Regions from separate parts of the Homo sapiens genome. Here region 2 is linked to region 1. Evidence: chromatin loops called from intact Hi-C (ENCODE). Cell type or tissue: gastrocnemius medialis. All regions are shown on one strand. Links, peaks and the distances in the headings refer to the core of each region. The heading gives the core; the rest is flanking DNA.

What was found. Hi-C counts contacts between places; a loop is a spot of excess contacts. Peaks named below come from ENCODE experiments on the same cell type or tissue, not always from the same donor. Only the 100,000 strongest peaks of a DNase experiment are listed, where the experiment ranks them.
Region 2: it touches region 1 in a loop (9-fold over the local background); 7 of 110 quality-filtered maps call a loop at or near these places.

Annotation. Positions count from the first base shown.
Region 1 is chr2:113,298,447-113,310,826 of GRCh38, reverse strand. No RefSeq gene overlaps it. Among named protein-coding and RNA genes, the nearest start is that of LINC02966, 20 kb to the left of the region's middle. In gastrocnemius medialis, for the core only: no CTCF peak of the experiment used is centred there; a DNase peak (open chromatin) is centred at 5,912; H3K27ac peaks cover 1,113 bases.
Region 2 is chr2:113,357,548-113,369,927 of GRCh38, reverse strand. All of the region lies in intron 2 of LINC02966 (long intergenic non-protein coding RNA 2966), which reads right to left. It overlaps LOC124906070 (a long non-coding RNA gene), which reads left to right and starts at 10,284. Exons shown (of 3, transcript XR_007087202.1): 1 at 10,284-10,439; 2 at 12,202-12,252. In gastrocnemius medialis, for the core only: no CTCF peak of the experiment used is centred there; a DNase peak (open chromatin) is centred at 4,407; H3K27ac peaks cover 853 bases.

The sequences.
Region 1 (12,380 bases), core at 2,685-10,684:
CAAAAGTGCTTGATAAGTAGCTGCAGTTTACTTGAGTGTCAACCAAAATTGTGAGAATCCTAGTGTGATTTCAAATTGCCCTTTTAGGAAATTAAGTAGAAAAGTGATAACGAGTAACTTTTTGTCATCAGTTCTAAAAAGCCATTTGTGAATTTACTTTTATACAGGTTTTGTGACAATAGGGCCACCAGACATTTTGTATTATACATGCCACTCCTGCCAACCATAGACGTGATATTTAGAGATGATTCTGAGCAGTTGCCGGAGAAAACATGACATATACATAAACCCAAAGTCATTTACTAGTGTTGAGTTTAACTCTCTAGTTTAGAGATGATCACAAGTTCATCTTATGTGGCAACTCCATTGGCTGGGGTGCTGTGTTGAGACATCTCCTGAGGCCAATATGGATCAGTAGGAAAAAGTGCCTTAGATCTGGGCAAGAGGGATACTTGGCATCCTGGCTGCTCCATCTTGAAGGCTGTATCCCAGCATCCTTCAGGCCTACTGATCAGGAGCATTCTCCAGCTGTTCATTTTCTCCTAGGACAGCATTCATGATGAGGTCTGGGCTCTTTTTTCCAGGGGCAGGTCTGAACTGGAGAGATGAGTCACATGGCTAGAGCAAGACACCCAAGTGCTAGGCCCAGACTGTCTGCCACTTCCCTCTCTGTTCCACACAGCCAGCAACAGAGCAAGCTTTTTCCTCCCTGCAGAGAGCCAGTGTCAGGCACGGCTGAGGCAAGGCCGAGCAACCCTGGGGGCGATAGAGGGGAACGGGTTTCGGTTGGACAAGCCCAATAGACCTATTTCTCCTAGGACCATGAAAAGCCTGTCCCCCACATTTGGCTGGGAGCTGACTGTAAAAGTTGCAGCTCCTTGAAAGTTAACTCCAGAGACAGCTGCACTCCTCACCTTGTGTCTACATAATTAACCAGCAGTTGTTCCTGCTTTGTGGAACATGGACCAGGCAAACCCCGTGAGGTCCTGTGGGGACATTCTCAGTCTGGCAGACAATTGGCAGAGGCAGATGCAGCTTCTGCAATGCTTGACTGAAGGGACTGAGGACAGTCCAATTTTTTCTTTCCCACCTCAAATCACATTTATCCTTCTCTTCTGTCTCCCTTCCTCAAGGCCCTCCCACCATGACCAGCCCCTCTGGGCACTGACCCTGCTATTCCCCTGAGGTGGTCCAGATCAGCCCTGATATCTGCTTCTGGAACGGAATTTGAATTGAATCCCTAAAACCTTAAAATGTAAATTCTATAGTGTCTAAGCTAGAAGAATCTTAAATATCTTGTGGACAAGCTCACCGTTATGAAGAAGAGGAAACTTCACCTTGGCGTATCCAAGGACACACAGCTGGCCAGGGCAGGGCTCAGGCCGACTCTAAGGGCTGATCATGGCCAAATTCCACTCACATTTCATCCTCCCCAAAACCCTACAAGACATTCAGTCCACAATCATCTGGAGCTGCATGATCTCCCTAGATAAGCTTCATGCCATCATTTTAACTCCCATTTCTATACCTTCAACACTAACATCTTATTTTAATTCCAGACCTATTTTTTTAGGTACCTAAGATTCCTCAGATGCAACCCAACAGAACCTTGTTGCCTTCTTCTTTCCTAAACCTATGCAATCTTCTGTGTTCTTGCCTGTCTCCATTACATTCTTCTGGATGTGGATCTATTCTGGGAGGCAAATGAGGTGCCTGTTCCTCTGGGAGGGAAATGAAACATGTTTCCCAGCCAGATGGCCACAGGGAAATTGCTCTGGGGCAGAACCTCAGACATGAAGATGAACATCAGGCTACCATGATGACTGGCTTCCCCTAGTGGACTCTCAGGGATGGACACAGAGGCTTGGACATCTGACATCTCTCTGTTCTCATCCAGCCTCAGCTGTCCACATTCAGGGACTGAAATTCCTTCCTCCCAAGGGATTCAATCTGTGGTAGTTCAATCTCTTTCCAGGGGAGGGAGGTGTGTTAGAACCTAGCACTTCCCAAAGGTGAAGTGAAACCTGCCTCTCTCTAAATTCCACAGTGCTAATTAAATATCCCATGTGACTGCCTATCTAATATTAAACATGACCCCCATGTTTCCCAGACCAAACATCTTTCCTTCTCTAGACCAAGCATCTCCAGGTCCCAGTGCTCATGGGACCTAATCCCCAAACCACCCCAGATACACACCCTCTTTATGCCCATGGGGGTTAAACCCTGCATAAGGTGCTAAGGACAGACCTGGATAGAGAAGAACCTCACCTCACCTGCCGTGTTCCAGCAGGAAGGTCAATCTGCTTGAAAACTGCCTGAGGTTATAGCAGTTGTGTGGGCCACTCAGTCCACAGCTCCTTTTCCCAATCCTCCAAGACAGTGGGGCCCAATTTCCATCGCAATGTCTCCTTCCTGCCCTCAGCCAGGACACCCGCCTTGTTTTCTCACAGCCTCTCCTACACCTTTTTCAAACTCCTTCTCAGATCCCTCCTCTTCTATGGATCTATGCTATGTGCACCTCCTTGCTGAAAGTAGGAGTGGGTCATTGCTCTTAAACATTACCTATAAAATGAGGAACTGAGCTGGGCAGTCACTAAGGTCTCTCCTCACCTTATATATCCTGTTATTTATTTGTCTTATCTGTTAACTTAATCACAGCTTCTAGTTTGCCTTCCTCCTCAAGGGCACGATAGGGTCTGACCCAGTTCTATTGCTAAATAAACTCTTGCTTATTAAATTGAGTTGATACATATTAAGGAATGGAATGAACGAGGAAAGCGAGCTGTTGATAGGGAAAAGGTAGGTGCTGGTTCAGAAACAGGCAGAGGAGGGGGCCCTTCCCCAGGAAGGTGACTTGGGTCAGGACAAGAAAGATGGGAATAGGCTAGAAGCAATGGACAACACTCAGAAGGGAAATAGGGGAGAGATACTATCATGGCCACACCTCTTGTTTAGGATTCCGGGTTAGGGTGGCTATCGAAAAAGAGATTGAAGGGCAAGTGATATGATTGTCGTTAGTCCAGGAGCTTCAAAATCAGGATTTGCAAGCCACTCACATCAACACTCTCAGCCTCCGTTTCCTTCACCTCCAAAATGAGAGACTTGTAGCAGAGCCTCAAAGTGTGGTTTGGGCTTGTTAGGAATGCAGGGTTCCGGGCCCCACTCTGGGATGGAATGGGCATTCAGCCAGATCCGAGGAGATGCATGCTAAAGTGTGAGAAGTGCTGTCCTGGACAACCTCTCTGAGATTCTAAAGCAGAGATTGTTGAGTGAGCCTCCATGATGCTCAGAGTCCGCTGCACCATAGAATCACCTGGGGAGCTTCGAAAATCCCATGCCCACAAGAGAACTTTCTGGGATGGTGGATTATTCTACATCTTCACTGGGGTGGTGGTTACATAAATGTCTACGTTTGTCGAAACTCATGAACTGTACCCTTTCAATGGGGATATCGTAGTATGTGCAAACTATGCCTCAATAAAATTAATTAAAAAAAAAACTATCCCTAAACTTAAATCATTACTTACAGTAAAGCTGTAATAAAGAATACTATATTTTAAGAATATAAAGACTGCCTTAAAATATACTGTATTTCTCCCCCAAAGAAGGGGCTGTGCTCAGGAATAAGTCTGAGTCGGCTCATTTTCTAAGGATATAAATAAATGTTTCTTTACCTGATGCCACAGCCCATACCAATTAGGTCAAAATTTCTGGGTATCTTTTAAGCCTCTCCAGGAAATTCCAATGGGCAGCAGGGCTGAGAACTGCTTGAGCGCCTCTTGCAGATGTTAGCAGTCAACCCTTACCATACCGCTGCATTGGGATCTTTCCGAGTGCGCAGCACTGTGCAGAGGGCAAAAGGTGGAGAGAGAGAGGAAAGCAGGCAACACACTACGTCTCTCAATCATTGATGGTCTGGTTTGGAATACAAGGCTGGACCTACCCAAAAAGCATGAAGTTACTACTGAGGCAGGGCCACTCTCACAAAGAGTTTGAGTCTCTGGTGTTTGGCTGGAGCCTCCATCCTTGCCCTACCCAGGCCTATCCCAGCTTCTTGGATAATGTCAAAAGGCATGAGTCCCTTTCCTAAGATGCCAGGCCCCATGGAAGACAGCTTTGTCCTGCCTCTCAAACCAGATAAAGGCAGAGAGCACTGCCCTAGAGCTGCTGCTTCCAGCAGCCTTGTCTGTCTCCTGCTCTGCCAGCCCAGCAGAAGATGCCCAGACCCACCAGAGTGGCAAGGACATGGCGACTTCTTGGAGGTCACAGTTATTCACCTCTGAGTTTGCTTTTGAGAGTCCTCCTCTCAGCTCCCATCCCACCTCTGCTTTTATGGATTAATAAGTGGAGACTCAGAGAAGTCAAGTAGCTTCCCCAAAGTCACACAGCTAGAAAGGTAGAAGGGAGACCTTGAACCCATGCCCTCTGGCTCCAGAGCACATGCTCTTTCCAGAGTGCCACATGCTCCCCATTGGGTGGCAGGCTGAGATCTCCCCTCCCTTATGGATTAGCCAGAATCGATCAATTGCCCTACTATGCGGTACTGACTGGCTCCCTGGGACATGGGAGCAGGAAAATGAGGCAAAGTAACAACGGTGCTGTGTGTTGAGGGGGGTCAGGGTCTCTGGGTGACATCCCCTCAGCATGCAGTCCCCGGGAAATGCAGCCACCGGAGGGCACAGGTGCCTGGTGCTGCCTCAGAAGGAGGAACCACCATGTGCGAGGGGAATAATTCAACTCCAGGAGGCGAGGGCATGGCGAGCCCCGCTGCCCCTCCCCCTTTGCCAGGGCAACGTGGGATGTCAGACAACACTGTGGCCACCTCATTATTGGGCTGCTCGGCCATTGTCCCCGGGACAATGGTTTCCGGCCCTGGCTTTGTGTGGGGCTGCCAGCCGAAGTTATTAACCACGGGAGCTGCCTTTGAGGGACGTCCAAGGAAGGGGTGAAAGGTCACTGGAGCAGCGAGGGGAGCGGAAGTGGGAGGGAGAGGCAGCACAAAAGAAAGGGATGAACCCCCGTCCCCCTCCCCTGAAGGAGCCCCAAACAGAGCTGCGCCCAGAGGGAGGCATGTGGAGGCGCTTTCAGAGGAAGTTCTTGCTGCTGCAGCGGGACAGAAGCAGCTGGGATGGCTGACCATCCTGATAGGCTTTGGAGGTATCAGCGTGGATGGGGATACAGGCTGCACGTGGAGAGGACTGAATGGGTTGGTAGGGGGGACGGGAAACAGAAGGCGGCAGCAGAGGTTGCGTTTGGGGCTTCTCAACTCACTCCTTAAATAGGTGTTTGCTACTCAAGCCCTCTGATGTCCGTGACATCCGCCTGTGCCGCAACCCTCAGAGAAGCAAACTAGAGGGACCCCAATATGTTGGTCCTGGTAAAGAAAACTGCCCTTCTTCCCAAGGCTGCCCGTGTCAGCCCCTGCAGGTCTGGACGGTGTTGGCAAAGACACCATGGTTTAGGCTTGTCTGGGCAGGTGGTGGTGGAAATTTGGCCATAGATGGAATTGCAGAGGTTGCGTTAGTTATTCAGTGTCAATCTGCTTTTAATGGGACAGGGAATCTGATGCCCAGACAGGGAGAGGACTCTATCAGGGGCACAAACCCAGCAATGGGCAGAACTGAAACTTGATACATTATCTGTTCCCTGCCCTTGAGAAAAACTGGGCCTCTGGTGTTTGGCTGGAGCCTCCATCTTTGCCCTACCCAGGCCTATCCCAGCTTCTTGGATAATGTCTAAAGGCATGAGTCCCTTTCCTAAGATGCCAGGCCCCATAGAAGACAGCTTTGTCCTGCCTTTCAAACCAGATAAAGGCAGAGAGCACTGCCCTAGAGCTGCCGCTTCCAGCAGCCTGGTCTGCCTCCTGCTTTGCCAGCCCAGCAGAAGATGCCCAGAACACAGTGTGCTGCCCTCCAGAGCAGGCTAGAAGGCCCAGAGCTTTTGGTCATGAGGCCCCAGGAGGCCCATAGCTCGTCCAAAGTTGAGGCGTTAGGGCGGGAACTCTGGTCTCACCTGTCACAGTCTCTCCTCCAGCCAGCACACAAGGACGGGACACAGGCGTGGGTAGGTGGACCATCAGCTGAATTATAAGAAAGCATTTATAGCTTATCTACAAGTTTGGATATGTCAGGGCATTTGAGGGGAAAGTATGAATTATTCTACCCAGCTTTTATATTTAAGGTTATATGTTTTTTAGAACTAGAAAGAATGCTTCAGTCCCACAATATGGTTGGTTGGAGAGGAGAAGAAAAAGGAGACATCGAAAAGAAAATCTAGTGCTGGGTGGATATAGAATGTGAGGATGTGGAGCTGGGAAAACAGAGGACGTGGTAGGATGGGGAAGGAAAGGTTGTGGAAGGCCTGCATCCCATCTCAGTTCCTCCACTGCTTCATCCCAGATTCTGTTTTTGTTCCCCTGATTTAGACTTAGTCTGCCTCCATTCTCCCATCCCCTGTGTGCCCCCATCCTAGTCCTGCCTCACTGGACACAGCCTCTCCGCGGCCTTCCTCCTCCCTGCTCCAGAATTCTACCTGGTGCCTCCCAACCCCACTCGACTCATTGTCTACCTGGCCTCTGAGGCCAGGCACCCTCATTCCCCTCTCCCACCCACCCCACCCAAGGAAGCCCAGCACAGACCATCTCAGCTCACTCCAACATCACTTCTTTGCCAAATGCATTTCCAAACACCCTCATGAGCTTGCTGATCTCTTTGCTATCTCTCCCTGCCCCACTCCAAGGGCTCCTCCTGCCTGGTGAAGACTGCCCTGGGTACCCCAGAACTGAACCTGCAGCAGCCAGCACAGCTGACCTTGGGGGCAATAAGCAGCCAGGGAAAGGCTTTCTAAAAAAAAAAAAAAAAAATTACTCAGTAAGCAGATTAAATGAAGGTAGAGACGCAGCCCTCCACCCCTCTCACACACACACTCATCCTCACACACAGCTATACCACACCCCACAAATGTTGCTCATGTTTCTTTGGTCATTCTGTCCATCCTCCTGTCTGTCCAAAGCCAACGACACTGCTCTACTCTAAAGTTTTGTCCCAAAGCCCCCAAATACTGCAACCCTGATCCAATGCATGAAGCCACCCCAAAATACAGCAGAGGACACCAGGACTTTCATTTTCCCTCAGTATGGCCCATCCTTTGGGTATGCCAACTCCATGGCCACCAAGCACTGCATGTGGGACAGGGCACAGTTTGGAGGCCTTGGTTCAGCCACTGCCCCAGACCCAACTTGGCTCTCTCCTCACTAACACCTGAGAAGCCCAAACTTCCCAGTGTTTAGCAACAGATTAAACTCTAAGCCAACAACAACAGAACAGGGTGGAGTGAGTGGAAAGCAAATGAAATGTTAAAAAAAAAATTAAGCAGTACTTGCATTCTCATTAGTAGGAACATGTGAGATGAAGCACGTTATGTTATTAGGCATTCTCTCGATTCAGTAAACACAAGCTGAATAAATTTATAAATATCAGCATTAAGTGAGATTTAACGGGGAGCTGTTTATCTTCTGCCTGTCAGGCAGGCGGCAAAGCTCTCCATGTATCACTCACCAGCCGTGCGGTCCTCACTGTCTTGCCCAGGTAAGCTGGGGCAGAGCCTGCTGCAGCCCAGCTCTGGTTGTGGGAGGGCTGGCACCAAGGAGCTGCAAGCTTACTTCACCTCATCTCACCTCACCATGCTGGTTGCAAGGCAGCCCATGCGGTCCGTGCTCAGGAGGTCACACTCCTACGCTGCGTCCCAGCCCCTCCAGCAGCACAGCATGTCCTGGGTGACTTTGAAGGTGCTATTTAACCTCTCTAAGCTTAAAGCTCCTCAACTGCAGCATCAACAGATCAGTGCCGACATGGTAAGGCCATCGAGAGCATCAAATGCTACTGTTCAGCAGGTGCCTGACACATAGTAGGTCCACAAGCAAATGATTTTCCTGCTTGCATCATTTCTAGCACAGAGCTGGAGGGAATGGCAAGGTGCAGGTGGCCGCTGGGCCCTGCTATTCTACATGGGAGCAAGACAGCTGCTACGTGAAGGGGAATGACCAGGCAGCCACAGGGAGGACATGTGGCCTCAGGAAGCCTGGGTGTGTATCCTGGTTCTGGAAGGAACACATGTGGGGCTTTGTGTGGGTGACTCTCTGGCTCCCCAAGCCTCCCTTTCCTACTATTATATCCTTAAAGTGCCTCTGAGGCCAAAGCCTTTGTGGCAATTATCAAATGAGTCCATATGCAGTGAGTATCATGTTGAGGGAGGACAAGGTCACCAAGAGCTGAGAATGTTTCTCCGAGTGATGAGACCTAGATATTGGGTACATGGAGGTCCTCGGTCCCTTTGTGATGCCGGCAGCCTGTTGCCTCCTTGCCTGGACCCCGCCTCGGCTCAGAAAACCAATTCCCTAGATTCCAAAGGCGTTCCCAGACCAATTAGCATGTCCTGCAGCTGTCAGCTCCCTGTGCCTAGCCTGGACCTCAGCCCATGTCTAGCACCCAGTCTCCCACACCCACACATATTCACAAATAAAAGAAAATAACAAATGACATAAATTCTTCACTCCTGGTCTGGCTTGCTGTGTGTAAACTGCTATGACAATACAAGATGCAGAGGCAGGCACCCAATAAAAGCTGTTGAAAATGTGACTGACACCAATTTTCAGCTATCCAGGAAGGCACAGATCCTTATAAGGTCCAAGCAGAGTCCTCAAGAATAGTTGAGAATTCTTGGGTTCCACATGAACACAGGAGATACCCACACAAAGGCTTGGATTTCCCAATACATGACTACCCCTGAACACTCCTTCTTTCCCTCGTCTCTCTGCTGAGACCTCTAGACCCCAAGGATCCACCCATGACAACCTCTCCAACGATACCCTGATATGCTTTTCTTCCAGGCAGCATTTCCACAGAGCTGTGGGTGAAAGTCACAGGATGAAAATGTGCAATGGGACTGTATCCCCCACCAACACACTGCAGGAAGGGTGCACACAGAGTTCCCTCTCTGCCTATCCCAGGAATGGCCATCTAAGAATGATGCGATCTTTTCTAATAAGAAAGTAAATAAAGGTAGGTGCCATATAAGAAGACCTTGGAGGACTGTGGGGATGTTCCTTAATGTCTCAGAACATCTGCCTCCATCAATGAAATGAAGGATTCAAAGCAGCTCATCCCTGATTTGACCTCAATGCCGAACGCTAAACATCAGCCTTAGGATGCTGTCTGGCTGGGCGGGGAATGAAGGATCTGGGAGCTGAGTTGCAGGAAGCTGCAGCAGCTCCCCATTTACAGATCCTCTAGGGCCAGTTTTTCAGGCTTCCTGAATAAGAGAAGCAGCCAGGCAAATTCCACCATTCAGCTACATTTACAGGAAGCTGGCTATTTGGGAGGCTCTCTACCAGAGGCTTTGGGGAAAAAAAATGCAGAATTAATGTAAAGATCATATATTTACCTATGAGAGAAAAGATATCCAAGGATGCCCCTAGGCCTCATTTGATCTAAAACTAGGCCTGGAGCTACCTAATTGTCAAGTCAGTTCAGGCTTCTGTAACAAAAATACTGTAGACTGGGTGGCTTAAACAACAAACATCTATTTCACATGCTGCTGAAGGGAACCAGCATGGTCAGGAGCATGGTGAGGGCCCTCTTCCTGGCTTGGAGGTGGCCATCTTCTTGCTGTGTCATCACATGGCAGAGAGAGAGAGAAAGAAAGAATGAGAATGAGAGGAAGCAAGCAGTTTCATATTTTATCTTATAAGGGCACTAATCCCATCATGAGGGCTCCATCTTCACGACCCAATAGCCTCCCAAAGGCCCCATCTCCAAATACCACCCCACTGGTAGTTAGGGTTTCAACCTACAAATTTGGGGGTACACAAATATGCAGTCCACAAAACTAATACCCCTAAGTTGTCTGCGTATATATGCTTGTTCTGGTGCTGCTTTGAAGGTCTCAGACGATAGAATCAAGTGTAGATCAAACTTCTCTAGGCCTCAATAGGGTGAATCTAAAGATTGGGTCACAATAATGGCAATAAGCCACAATTCACTGGATTAATCTCACCTACTCCTTCAGGGGTCTATCCATATTCAAAGTACCACAAGTACTTGTAGAAGTCTCTGAGCAGTATCACAAAGACTGACATAGATACACGCAAAATAGAAAATGGATAGATGGTAGTATGGGGTTTGGGGTGGTGTGTGTGTGTGTGTGTGTGTGTGTGTAAGTAAAGAGGATGTCTTGTGCTTGGGATACATGGGGATATGTTTCTTTCGAGGCTCTTCGGTGGCAATGCTTGCCCTGAGCTCAGGAGACAGGCCAGAGAGATATATCTGTTCCCTACTTAAAAGAGAGCACTGATGCATGAAGGTCGGGAGGAGGCCAGAGAATAGTGTGTTGAAAGAAGAGAATGTGACCAAGGCCCCAGTATTAAAAATGAATCTTGAATTGGAGATGGGGAATGAAGAAAAAGTCAGAGAAGAGGACACACGTGGAGCAATCTGAAAGACAGGCAGAGCCACAGGTGTGCACAGTAACTGGGATGTGAGGGTAGTAGAGAGCTTCAGGAAGGAGGGAAAAGGCAATCATGACAAACACTGCAGGACAGTCACAAAGATGGTGAATGAGTAAAAGCCATTGAGCTTGGCATTGATGACCTTCATGGGAACCATACAAGGAGAAACCTGTGGAATGAAACCTAACTACACAAAGCCAAGGAATTAGTTAGCAGTAAGGACATTAAGGCAGTCTTATGGGTTAAATCATACACACAAAAATTGTCAAAATTCTCATCCCAGTACCTAGAAATAGAACCTTATTTGAAAATAAAGTCTTTGCAGGTGTAATCAAGTTAAGATGAGGTCATTAGGATTGGTCCTTAAGCCAGTATGACTTGTGTCCTTGTAAGAGAGAGAAAGATGCCAAGTGAAGACACAGACATACAGAGAGAAGACAGAAGATGGACGTGGAGGCTGAAGTGATGCAGCCACAAGTCAAGGAACTCCTGGGTTACCAAAAGCTGGGATAGACAAAGAAGTATCCTCCCCTAGAGCCTTCAGAGGGAGCAAGGCCCTGCCACATCTTGATTTTGTAAGCCAGATCTCCAAGATTGCAAGAGAATGAATTTCTGTTGTCTGAAGCAACCCAATTTGTGGGACTTTGTTATGGCATCCCTAGAAAACTAACACAGGCAGTAAGTGCACTTTTATAAGAAATGTGTTCATGAAGAGATGGAGTTAAATGCTTTTAATAAAGAGAATGTTTGGTTTTCCTTGGACATACTTGAGAATGTTTACAGACTAAGAGGAAAGAATCTAGAGAGAGAGAGAGAGAGAGAGAGAAGTTGAAGATTCAAAACAATGGAAGGATGGTTAATAAAATATGGAGGAGGAAGAAAAAGATTAAAAGGAGAACTCAAGTGGCATAATCGGCCAAAAAGGTGAGGGACACTTTGTCATCCCGGGCCAGGTGTCTTGGCCTAGATCCTATAGAAAGCAGAGCCTGAGGCAAGGATTGAAGTGCTGACATTTTATGTGGGGGAAGGGTGCAAGCTCAGGACAGTGAAAGTGAGGAATAAATGGAAGCAAGGCATGTGCAGATGGAAGGCCCTGTGATGAAACGCATTGCTATCCTAGTGGCAACTTCACACCAACTGCGAAGATGCTGTATTAGTCAGCGTTCTCCAGAGAAACAGAATTAACACAACACAGAGATAGAGATAGATACATAGATATAGAGATAGATCTCTCACATATAGACCTATATATCTATACATGGAGAGACAGAGAGAGAAGAACAGGGGAGGGGGCACAGAGAGAGACACATTGAGAGACAGATTTATTATAAGAAGTTGGTTCATGTGATTATGGAGCTGAGAAGTCCCAAGATCTGCCATCTGCAAGCTGGAGAACCGGGAAAGCCAGCAATATAGTTCTACAGTCCAAGTCCAAAGGCCTGACAACTGGGAATTCCAATGCTGTAAGTACCAGTTCAAAGGAAGAAGACTGATGTCCCAGATCAAGCAGTTAGACAGAGGGCAAATTCACTTTTCCTCTGCCTTTTTGCTCTATTCAGGCCCTCAATTGATTGGAACTTCTACATTAGGGAGGGCAATCTACTTTATTCAGTCTGCTGATTCAAATGCATATCTCATCCAGAAACACACCCACAGAAACACCCGAGAAATAATGTTTAGCCAGACACCTGGGCACCCCATGGTCTAGTCAAGTTGATACATAAAATTAACCATCACAGACATACAGCAGGTCACTCATGAGACACGCTTGCTTGACATGCTGGGCTTCTCTGTAGGATTTGCAGGGAGAAATCATACCTTAAAGTATTCACAGGAAGGAGGAGGAGGATTTATCTGACCATCTTCCTCCAGTCTC
Region 2 (12,380 bases), core at 1,339-9,338, 60 kb before region 1:
ACTCCATCTCAAAATAAAAATAAAAGTAAATTGGTAAAGTCCTTTTTTTATATAGATTTTTCCCATGTGTCTGGGAAGACAAAATGAACATTTGAAACATGAAGCAGTAAAGTGCTCAAATTTGGTAGTTTGAACAATTAAAAGTTAGGGTAACTGTAGTATGCTGTTGAAGTATGCTGAATGAAGTATGCTGTTGAAGTATGCTGAATAAAGAAGAGAGCAAGCAACTTGGAGAAAGAAAATCAGAGTCTTCTGCTTGGGGTCTTAGTCACTTTACCTCTGAGTACCTGATTTGGGGGTGAAGCCCCCAGAACCACATATGCTTCATTTTCATAGTATTTAACACTATCTGCTCCATGCAAGTTCATTGAACAAATGAATCCATTTGTAGAGAGGGAATGATAATAATATTAACCTCTGTGGCTAGGAGGTTTAAATGAAATAATGAAGCCAAACAGGTTTTGTAACTCATAAAATGCTACAATATATTGTATATTATGATTAAATGCTAATCATACAGCCCAACAATAGGAGAGCCTGAGGCAGGCACGGAGGAGTCATTGTCCACCAGAGACCTGTGGGAAGGCTTCTTAGAGACGGGAGAGGGGCAAAGCTCTGGAGCATACCTCTCCACCTTTCTCCATCACGAGCAGCCAATCGGCATTTAGCATACCCCACCAGGCAGCAGGAACCCCCTTGCCAGTCTTCATGGAGAACATGGGTTCTCATCTGGGAACAAGTCCATGCTCCAAAGGCCAGAAATGCTTCCCTCTTGGCCAGATTCTTTCCAAATGGCAGAGAGTGACTTTTCAGCAAATTGGATCTAATAATATTCCTGCCAGGAACCCTCCTACCCCCACCTCACACATTAACATCCTAGGAAGAAAGGCTCTGGAGCCATTCAGAATCTTATTATTGCCACTATAATTATTATAGTTATGACTATGACAATCATTATAAGGAAAATCATCCAAATGTAGTAAGGCAAAAAAAAAAAAAAAAAAAAAAAAGAAGGTGACTTCATGGCTATGAACAGAGTTAAAAGGCCAGCAGATAAAGAGAAATGTCAATCTCTCTTCTGCCAGGCCACCTCCAAGTGTGTGGGGAAGCTGGGTGTGTATTGCAGGGGTGCAGGGGAACTGCCCTATGGGAGGAAGAAGTCCTTTCCTTCTCCTTCCTGTCCAATACTTGTCTGTTCTCCTTTCCAAATGTCTCTAGCAGCCCTCATTTCCTCTCCATCCCTTCTTTGACTGCCTGAACTCAGGCCCTCATCACCTCTTGCCTGTATTATTGCAAGACCCCCCTCACCCACCTTCCAGCCTCTGGGTTCACCCAGTCTCTCTAGTGTTGCCCCAAAGGGATCTTTTTAAAATAGATGGCATCATGACACTCCTCTGTAAAACCCAGGCGAAGCTTCCCATGGAAAATATGAGAATATATGTGGAAGTCTTCTGCATGGCTTGAAAGGCTTCAGAATGGTGCTATTATCTGCATGTTTGTGTCCCTCAGAAATTCACAAGGTGAAGGTGTTAGGATGTGGGGCCTTTGGGAGATGATTAGATCATAAGGGTGGAGCCTATGGGAATGAAATTAATGTCCTCATAAAAGAGGCTGCAGAGAGGCCCCTCACCCCTTCTGCCATGTGAGGACCCTGCAATAAGGTGCTTTCTATAAGTCAGAACACGGGCCCTCACCAGATATCCAATCTGCCTTGATCTTGGACTTCCCAGCCCCCAGAACTATAAGAAATACATTTCCGTTGTTTATAAACCACCCAATCTATGGTGTTTTGTTATAGCAGCGTTATGTAGCAGCCTAAACATGCTAAGACAACTGGCCACTGCCTTATCCTATGGAGCCCACAGGCAGAAAGACAGATTCTTGGCTCCTGCACATACATCACCCATTCACATGCTTTATGTCCTCTTTTCTCGTAGTCAGTCAAGTTGTTCTCATAGCCTGGAAGTACCTGTTCATCCTACCGCCTACCTTTTGAAGTCTTTCAAACCTTGGCTCAGACCACCTGTTCCAAATATTTCTCAATGTTGGAATTATCTTCTCCTCAGCCTCTCCTAAGTATATTATTTGCATTTAAGATACCCACCCTCAGATTTGGGCTACTAAGTTCACATCTCTAGCTCCCTGAGCCTGCAACCCCTGGGTGTCACCTCCTCCTCCAATATTTAGCATTAGTTAATAGTTGGAGCTGAACAAATGCCTGGTGAGTTGAAAGTATGTTTTATCGCTTTACCTTGGTATGTTCTTGCAATGATTCTGTGGGGCGAGCACATCACTGTGATGACCATGGTGCTGCACATGAACAAACAGAAGCCAAGCAACTTGGCCTGGGCCAGACACCCAGGTGATGGATCCATGTGTACAGCCTAGCTCACTACAAAGGAAGCAAGGGTGGACCCACTCAGAGTGGGACACTGCACTGGGGAAGTGCCTGGGGTGACTCCATGGGTCACAGTATATAACACAGTGATTAAGAATCCAGGCTCTGTATCTGAATCTCAGTTTCATCCTTTCTGTCTGTGCAATCCTGGGTAAGTTTCTTCATCTCTTAATTTCAGTTTGTTTGTTTATAAAATGAGGGTAATGATAGCACCCTCACAGGACTGCCAGGAGTAAATTAGATAGCATCAAATACTAGCATTGAAGCAGGCATATACCGATACGTAGAGTTTTGTTGTGATTAAATTAGCACTAAGAGTATCGACAAACGACAGAGTCATATTTCTCTTTTGTGCCTGGGAATAGTGAAGAGGAGTCCAAAGTACCATCCCAGGAATGAGGAGGAGAAGGAGAGGTTGGAACAACATCCCCTGGTTGCCTGAGCACATTCCCAAGATACCAGGCCACCCATCAGCATTTCCCAAGCAACAAGTCACTGTCATTTCCTCCCCCATGCCCTGGGAAAGTGCACAAATTGAGTTCATTCCACAAGCCACTGTCTCCTCTTCTCAGGCCCAGTCATGACCCTCCCAAGCTATTTGATACACAAAGGTCCAGGTATCAGCCATGTTGGATGTGGTTCTGCAGGCATCTTTAGGTACACAAAAGATGAAAGCAGCACGCTTGCAACGAAGTTAGTCAGTGCATGGAAGAGATGCCTTCTTGCTTCTTTGAATCCAGGTTAATGAAAGGTGAATCCAGTTATCCAAGTGGAAGGAAGACAGCGAGAAAAGATAAAGAGAAGTTTCAATAGTGATGAGGAACCAGGCAAGACCTGCTTCCTAAGTTGCAGCAGAGGCTGAATAGTTCAGACCCTGGAGTCAGTCTGCCTGTGTTCAAATTTCTGTCCCATCACTTCCTAACTGCATGGCTTTGGGCAAATTATATTGGCATTTTCTATTTCCTTACCTGCAAACTCAGAGTGCTGCTAACATCTATATCATAGAATCATTGTAGGGATTAAATGGGATAATTCATGTAAAGTTCGTAGCACAACACTGGACACAATAAATGCTCACTCGGTTAAGAGGGTTAGTAGTGGTGGTGGTGATGGTGGTGATGGTGGTGGTGGTGGTGGTGGTGATGGTAGTTTGATCCTGATCTAAACTGGGTGAATAATTTTATTCCCATTTCACAGGTTCAATAAACTCAGGTTCAAGCAGTCAACGGTCTTGCTCAAGGTCACACAGTACATGGCAGGTCCAACTCAAGTTCCACTCTGTTTCTGCCTGGGAGCTCAGTGAGTGATCCAAATGCCCTAAGGAGGAGGAGCTGAGACCAGAATGGACATTCTTTTCTGAAAATCAGAGGACAAGAAAGATCCAAACCAAAGACCAAACTGAGCTAGGTAAAACATGAAAACATTCCAAATCATTACTTAGAACTAGTTAAGAGCATGCCTACTGAGAAAGTCACTCTCTTCTACTTCCCTGAAATTGCCAACTTGTGCAAGATTTCACCATTCTCCTCCCCAGTATTCGTCTACGTCAGATGTAGTACTTCTATACTCAGATATAGTGCTTCAAGGGAGGCCTTACAACCAGGAACAGAGGTGAAGTTTCCCCTAGAAGGAGCCCTAAGTCTATGGGTTTGAGCAGCAAAGGCAAGGAGGCTTCAATCTTGAACCCAAGCTACTTCAAGAGGGTCTGGGCTGCAGAAAAAGCCCACCTGTCTAGGACCTGTCCTGTGAGCTATTGTTCTACCCCCAGGTGAAATCTACTCAATAAAAGCATTAAGACAGCATTTATTGACCAACTTACTTAAGGGCCAAAGGTCAGGAACTGCAGCTTCTATTAGGACTAAAAGAAGAGAGTGGCCTCAAAAGTTACAAATGACCTGGGGGAGTTATGAGATGTGGCACTCACCACTCTTTGGTTATGACTGTAATGTTGCTGGGAGCTAGACACTTGTCATGGCTGAGGCCCCAAGTATCTGTATGTGACATGACAGGTGCTCATAGACACCTGTCAAATAAATAAATAGAAGTCCTATCACTCCAAGTGAGCTTTGTGGCACACTCTCACAGCCACTCTCTCCTTTGGTTTTCCTGGCAGCTCTGAGAGTTAACCTCAGCATGCATTCTTAGCCACCAGTACACACAAGTCTCTTCTGGAGGCATCTCAGTAATAAGAGCAGCACAGAGTTTCTGAGCACAAATCTTATGAGCTTTCCATGATGCCACATGTTGAGGTGCCAGAGTGCTGCTTGGTAGATTCTGAGTACCTGTCACAGCTCCCTGCTTCTTTCTTCCCTCTCTCCAGCACAGGCTTCAGGGGGCACCAGATATTTGAGCCCCTGGTGGGATTTTACCTTAGGTTGTTCTGGATGTCACTCTCACTAGCTTCTCTGACTAGAAAGAACCAACTGAGACATTTGCAAAAGAATTGTGAGTTTCAAGTCGGAAGACCTAGGATCTAGGACCAGCTCGGCTCCCTGCTAGCCGAGGATCCCTGGCAAGTCAAGAAGCATTTCTATTCCTCAGATTCCTGATCTGGGGTGTGGAGAGGCCAACTAAAGGAAACAGGAATGTGACATGACCTCGATGGTACCTGACACATTACAGGTCCTGGAAAAACTGTTGTCGGGGATAAATATGAAAATGCATGCTAAGCAGTTATCCTGGGGCCTGGGCTCAGTAAACATTGCTACTACACTTACTGTTTCTGACCAGCTTTAATCCCTGGGATGATGTCTGTCTAGCATCCTCACACTGGGAGCTGCCTCACTCCCACCACTATGGTTTTCACCTCCCCAGATCCCTGAAAAACACCCCTGCCTCTCTGGTCTCCCCAGGGTCCCCAATCTCTCTGGGCTTCCCCTCGCCCAGTCCACTGGGCATGAGTCTCATCCAGCCTGGATGCAGAAGTCAGGCCCCTCCACCATCCTCTCTAACCTACTGCAGCCCCTGCTTCTCAAAGTTCCACCAAGTCTGTGGCAAAACCTCAGGTCAGGCTGAAGGTCCCCATCCAGCCTTTGCTGTCTCTCTCTCCCGCTGAGCAGAATCTTAACCATCTCATATTCATTTTAAGCACATTCCCTGTCCTGGAGCCCAGAACCTTCTCCAGGCCTCTGGAGCACCTGGTTGCACCCTTGCCTCCCTCTTCAGTGAGTGACTTTGCCTTCTTGTTCTGGGGAGTCAGGCCCCCTGGGGTGAGTGCTTCTCTGCATCCCATCAGGACCACAAGGCACATGGGGACATCAAGGGAAGGGAAGAGAAATGGGAGGGGTGACATGGGATGGAGGCATGGCATCCTGGCAGTGGAAATGGGCTGGAGTGTGGCCCTGGGGACTCACTGACCACTAAGCCTTGAGGGAGGAAGCGAGGCCTGATAGCGCATCTGGCATGTGGTAGCCACTCAGTAAATATCCACGTATGCGTGCCCAGTGTTGACATTTAATAAGCATGTTTTACTGTGTTCAACACCATCCCAAGAATGCTGGTGTCCAGGATCAAGCTGCCCATATCCCTGCCTTTTATGGACTCCAAGTGTGGGGAGGAACTGAAGAAGGGGAGACCTACCCAATTTCCATAACCCAAGATAACATGCTAGAGAGAGCACACAGTCTGTCGGGAGGCTCATTCATCTGCTTGGTGCAGGGGAGACATTGAACATGTTCAGTCGCAGATTTGTCTGAAGAAAAAAGACCAAACGAAGTGCAGGGAGCAGGTGGGAGGGTGTATTCTGCTTTTCAGAAATCATGTGTCCTCAGAGGATGCACCTTCCAAAGCCCTTACCATTCGGGCGGCCAGCAGCAATGGCACCCGCCATCTTGGGGACACGAGCTGCCCGTCTGGTTTGTCCTCTGCGCCTCTGCATGGAGTGGGATGCAGGCCAGAGAAACTGCTCTGTAGACAGGTCAGCAGAGGGAGTGGATCATGACAGGAGCTGGGAGATTGGCTTCTCATTTGGGCCCTGCAGCTGACCGTGTCACACTGTATGACAAAGAACATCACCCTTCTGCCCAAGGGCCTCCGTTTGAAATTAGGATCTTGGCCCAGATCAGTGGTTCTCAAACTTGGATGTGCATCAGGACCATCTGGAGGGCTTGGTAAAACACAGCTGCCCCCACTCCGCCACCACCAGAATTTCACACTCAGCAGGTCGGAAGTGGGGCCTGAGACCGATTCTAACAAATTCCCAAATGGGGCTCATGCTTCTGACCCAGGGACCACACTTTGAGAACCACTGGCCTAAATAATGACTACAGCTACTTCCAGCTGTGAGATTTTAGAATTTTGTTTCGAAGAAGCAGTGTAATACAGGAAGAAGAAATTAAGAAATAAAGGAGGATTTTAGAAGACACATGAGGCCTGGTGCAGTGGCTCACACCTGTAATCCCAGCACTTTGGGAGGTCAGGTGGGAGGATGGTTTGATGCCAGGAGTTTGACACCAGCCTGGGCAACATGGCGAGATTTCATCTCTACAATAAAACTTTTTAAGAAATTGCCAGGTGTTGTGGCATGCACTTGTAGTCTTAGCTACTCAAGGCTGAGGTGGGAGAATCTCTTGAGCCTAGGAGTTCTAGGTTACAGAGAGCTATGATCACAACACTGCACTCCAGCCTGGGCAACACAGTGAGACCCTGTCCCTAAAAGAAGAAGGAGGAGGAGCAGGAGGAGCAGGAGAAGTAGGAGGAGAAGAGGAGAAATTTCTGAACAGTCCCCTCAAGCAACAAGCAGGTACCTGGGCATTGCCCAGTCCTGGCAGAAATGGGGCTGTGGGCCTAGCAGGACTACTCTCTCCTTTTTTCTGCTCTTAGGATTTCTTTTCATTTGGTTTTCATTGGCTTCTACATCTGAGACCATATTTCACAGCAGCTGCTGGAGTCTGTAATGAAATACTTTATGGGAAAGCACTTTGAAAATATGAAGGAAAAGGCAGGGGGGTTATTTTGAACGTCTGTTTATATTTTCTGTTTTACCTCCATCAAAAAAGCAAATGATAGTTGCAATAAAAGACAGAGTTGTAGTTGCTGGGAGAGAGTTGAATGGGATGGAACTGAAATTACTTGAATTAAATAAGAGTCTCATTATCCCCATGCATAGGAACCAAATACTGAATAGATGTGCAGGGAAGCCTGGGTGGCCCCAGAAATGAAGGAGACATGCTTTCCCCTAGAACTGGGGAGGAGACATGCTCTCCCCTAGAACTGGGGAGGAGACATGTTTTCCTCTAGAACTGGGGAGGTGACAGGCCGAGGTGCCACAGGGCACAGGCGTGCAAGGGCCGTGGACATGGTGTTCATTTTCAGAGGATCTGGGAGCCACTTGCAGGCGAGTTCTTTCATACCTTGGGCCTTGAACTCTTGTGGGCCAAAATGCCTTGAGATCTGTGGTCAGAACATTCATTCAGTGCCCAGGGCCCAGAATGAGAGTTCAAGCTCCCTGACCCCTGGTCAGTGTCATTTCCACTGTCTCAGTGTCTTTCATGGTCTTGAGGTTTCTCACCTGCAAGTACAGCAGAGCTCCCTTAGACTTGGATCTGACCCCTTTTTATTTGGGGTTTTCTTTCTATGCAGGTTCAGCTGCTCCTTCTAGACACCTACACCTGCCTCTTATCCCAACACACAGAAGCATATAGATCTGCAGGGACCAACCAAAAAGCAAACTAAGCAGTTTGCTCATGAACAATATCACCTTACATGGGACCTCCGGGATCCCTGCCCCAGGCCCTGTGCCTCCACGGGCTCTGCTCTGGCCTCCTCAGCCATGACTCTTCCAATGAGGAGAAGCACCTGGGGGACCAAGGGGATAAGCCCACCTGCAGCCCCTCCTCACATAGCCCATGCTCCAGTACACACGGCTAACCTGGGGGTAGTCAGGGGGTGGTCAAAGGGTGGATATTTTGGGGGAGGCCTTTGAAGGGTCAAGATGTCCACCCATCTGTGCACAAGCCCCTCAGGATTCAGACAAGAACTGGGAATGGGGTCAAGGGAGGGCTCAGGCATTCATTTGCACTCTTGCATGGGTCCTGCCAGCACTCAGACCTGCCTATAAAACTCAGTTAAGTGCCAATTTTCCAGAGGAATTGCATTCTATTTGTATAGGGAAAGAGGCTAAGGAGACACAGAGCAAGCCAGCATCCTGGCAGTCTTCAGGCCTGTGCCAGGTCTGGCTGGAAAAGCCCAGGCAGACAGTTGCATGGCCTGCAGAGCCCAGAGGCCCCACTGTGCTGGTGGAGTTGTCCAGCGTCACACAAGAGCCCTTCTCAGAGGGGTCAGCCATGCTCTTCACCAAAGTTGTTTCAGGCCAAGATCCCAGCTACTCTTGAGAACACCTGTAAGTGGATGGTCGGCCAGGGTGGCGCCAGGCAGCCCAGCCTCAACAAACCCATGACCTTCTCCTGACCTCTGCATAGGGCCAGGTTGGGCAAAAGCCCCAGGTTCAGCCACTGGGCAATGTGGCATGGAAACACATTTGAGGCACCAAAGACCTGTTTTCCATGGGCATCACCAGAATTGAAACAGACTGGAACACTGAACTATTACCAAGAAGACAAATAGAAGTCTTAGATTTAACGCCCCAAAATCAGTTGAACAAATACCAAATAAAAGATACCCTAATTCACCAGAGCATTAAAACCTCAGTGTGTCAGGAAACCATAGCTTGTATAAGCCAATTCTCTGCTAAAACAAAAACAAAAATCAAATGCAAACTTAGACTGCATTCATAGAAGTATAGGGTTCCAAATAAAGGAATTAGAAATGGCCCAGGCCACATTTAATACACTGTGCTCTGTTGCGGTAACACATTTTTTAAACCACAATTACAAACCAAAATATTCTCTAATCCACAAATTAATTTGGCAAGGAGGTTGGAATGTAGGCTTTGGAGTATTTTGAAGAAATGGCTTTTTAGCCCAGAAAGAAGATAAACTGGGGAGATTTGAGAGCTACCTTCCAATAATTGATGGATCATATGAGAGATTGCTTGTTTCAATCTAAGTACTACAACAGGATTCTGAGAAGCACAACCCACAGAAATTGACACATACCCCACAGATAGAAATTGACACAACTTTTCTAGAGAACCACATGGCCCTCAATGTTAAGGCCATTAAGAATTCCCACATCCTTTGGCCAGGACTTCTACTGCTAGGAATTTATCTCAAAGAAGTAATCAGAATGTGGCAAAGATTTTCCTACAGTGATATTTATGGCAGTGTTGTTTATAATATTGAAAAATTAGAAACAGTCTAGGTATCCAAAACTAAGAATACCTTACACACATTGCAATATATCCATGCCACAGAAAATTTGGTGACCATTAAAAATATTTAATATGTTTTCAAAGACTTTAATGATATGAGAAATGTCAGAATGTCAGTGAAAAGAACAAGCTGTATACAAAATCTACAGTCAATGTGATTCCAATTTTGTAAAACCTATGCCTGCCCACACAAGCACAAATAGGAAGAAACATACCAAAATGCTAACAGTGCTCATCACTGCAAGTTATATTTATTGGGGATGCTTTCCAAATTATGTTTTCTATATTTTTCAAATTTTCTGCAATGCATGTGTCAACTTTATAATGAGAGAAAAGTACTTAGCATATTTGAAGAGCAGTTATATGCTGAATGAGCGGTAGATTCAGGGATGACTTGAAGCTGGAACTGCTCAAGAACAGCTTCCCAATGAGGTGTGACCTTCTCTCTGGGAGTGTCCAGGTCTGCACTGGGTGGGGGAGTTGAACAAGAGAGTGGCCAAGTGTGAGAAAGGTTGGGATGAAAAGGAAAATGACCTTTACTGAGCATCTGCTACAGACTGGTTTCTATGTTCCAAAGCTGAGATTAAAAATCAAAATAACTTCTGCAATGAACTAAAGCTGGTAAGTGTTGGAGCTGAGACCTGAATCCAGGACTTCCTGGCTCTGAAGCACAAATTTGAAGCAGCCTTCTTCACCTGCAGGAGCCAGGCCTGCATCAGTCATCTGTTTATAAGGCCAACAGCCTGATCACCTCTTGCAATCAACCAACAGGTAGGAAATCTTGCAATTGGTTACAAAAAATTGTCTACTGACAGATTTGTGTGGCCTTCAAGTAGAGACATCTCTTGGACAGGAATTGCTCAGGGAGTCACTGGACCACAGCTGGATTCTCAGAGTCCAGTGTTCCCTCATCACCACACTTCTTAAAGGCCAAGTGGCCTTACTTGTTATGTGGACCAAATCTCCAGCTGATCGACTCCTTTTTAAGCCTTTACGATGGAGTCCCTTCTATTCCAGAAGCTCAAAGCTACCTCCAGAGGAAAATAAGCCATCAGGGTTTAAGATAGCCTATACTGTCCCCTCACCTTTACTGTCTTCCCCACCTTAGCCATTTTGCTAAAGTGCCAAAGAGCACATGGCTCACCTCTCTGACCCAGACCACAATACTGAGTCAACCAAGGAAGTGACTCAAGGAACAGAGTGAATTGGGGATACCATTGAGGGCTCCAGACACCAAACCTGCAACGGTGATACATCTGTCTCCCACTAAGATTTTTGACTTCTAAAGGGTTACTTGAGTCAATGAGTTTTTATTTTCATGAGGGATCTTCAATGGGTCCCAGAAAAAAAACAAGTTATCTACATAATCATTCTTAGAACCTTCTGAGCACTGATGCATTCCTGAGCTGTCAGCTGCTGCTCCTCTCCCTCCCTCCCCACACCAGCTGCACACACACACACACACACACACACACACACACACACTCACCTTCCTGCTAAAGACTCTGAGCACCAAAAAATTTGAACTGTTCCTGGCTGTAGCCAACAGAGTATGGAAAGCAATTGTTTTCAGCAAAGTCTTGCCCAAATGTGGAAGATGAATGTTCTCAGTGGACAGGCCCAACACCAAGCTCCTAAGGAGCACCTTCCTACCTAAGGGAGGGAGATGTACAACCTGCATTGACAGACGCAGGGCCATCAGCTCTGAGGGCAAATGCCCCTTGCAGAACCTGTCAAGAAATAAAATTGTCTCCCATCTGAGAACTAGGGGTAGGGGTGAGGGACTTGAGGGAGAAGTATGTTTCTTGTTTTCTGATTTCCAGGGATTTTTAAACAGCCCTCAGTTTTTTTTTAAATAAGGGCTATATTATAGCTTTAAAAATAAGGGCTATATTTCCAAATCCTTCCTAAACTGATATATTTTCTAAGAAAAGGCAGTCTTTGAGCACCAACATATATTTAAGAGAGTCAGAAATGCCCGGCATGGGACACTTGGCTCCCATCCTTCATGAAACTATTTTCAGAGCATCTAAATATTTTCCCCGGACAACCCTAATAACCCACTGTGGGTCTCCAGCTATAGGACCTTGGGAAATTCATCTGACATCTCTGGATGTCACCCTCCTGCTCTATAAAATAAAGGTGTGATCATCAAGATGCCTCCCAGTTTTAAATTGTATGATTCAACTCAACTGTGAATTGGTGTAGACCAAGTGTTGGCAAACTACAGCTTGCTGGTCAAATCTGGGCCTTGCTAATTGTGTAAATAGCATGTTAATAGAACCCAGTCATGCTCATTCATAGGTACTGTCTATGGCTACTTTTGTACTACAATGGCAGAGTTGAGCATTTAGGGCAGTGTTGATCCACAAAGCCAGAAATATTTACTCTGATCTTTTACAGAAAATGTTTGCTCACTCCTGGTTTCAACCATTAGAAACTGAGAGCTTGAATTTGACAATGGGAAGCCAGGCGTTCTGTAGGGAGCTCACAGCAATATGTTCATAGGATGGGATTCTATTTATATTTTCAGCCTGTGCCACCTCTTGGGATCACACAGCAGGCAGCAAACTTATGGAACGTGGTAAGTAGAACTTTCTTGTCATTGTCCTAAAACTGCTGGTTGTAAGCTTCAGTGAGTGCCACCTTGGCAGGCAGGCTGTCTCCCTCTTGGTTCTCTCCACATCCTAGAGATTTCCATCATGCCCTGCT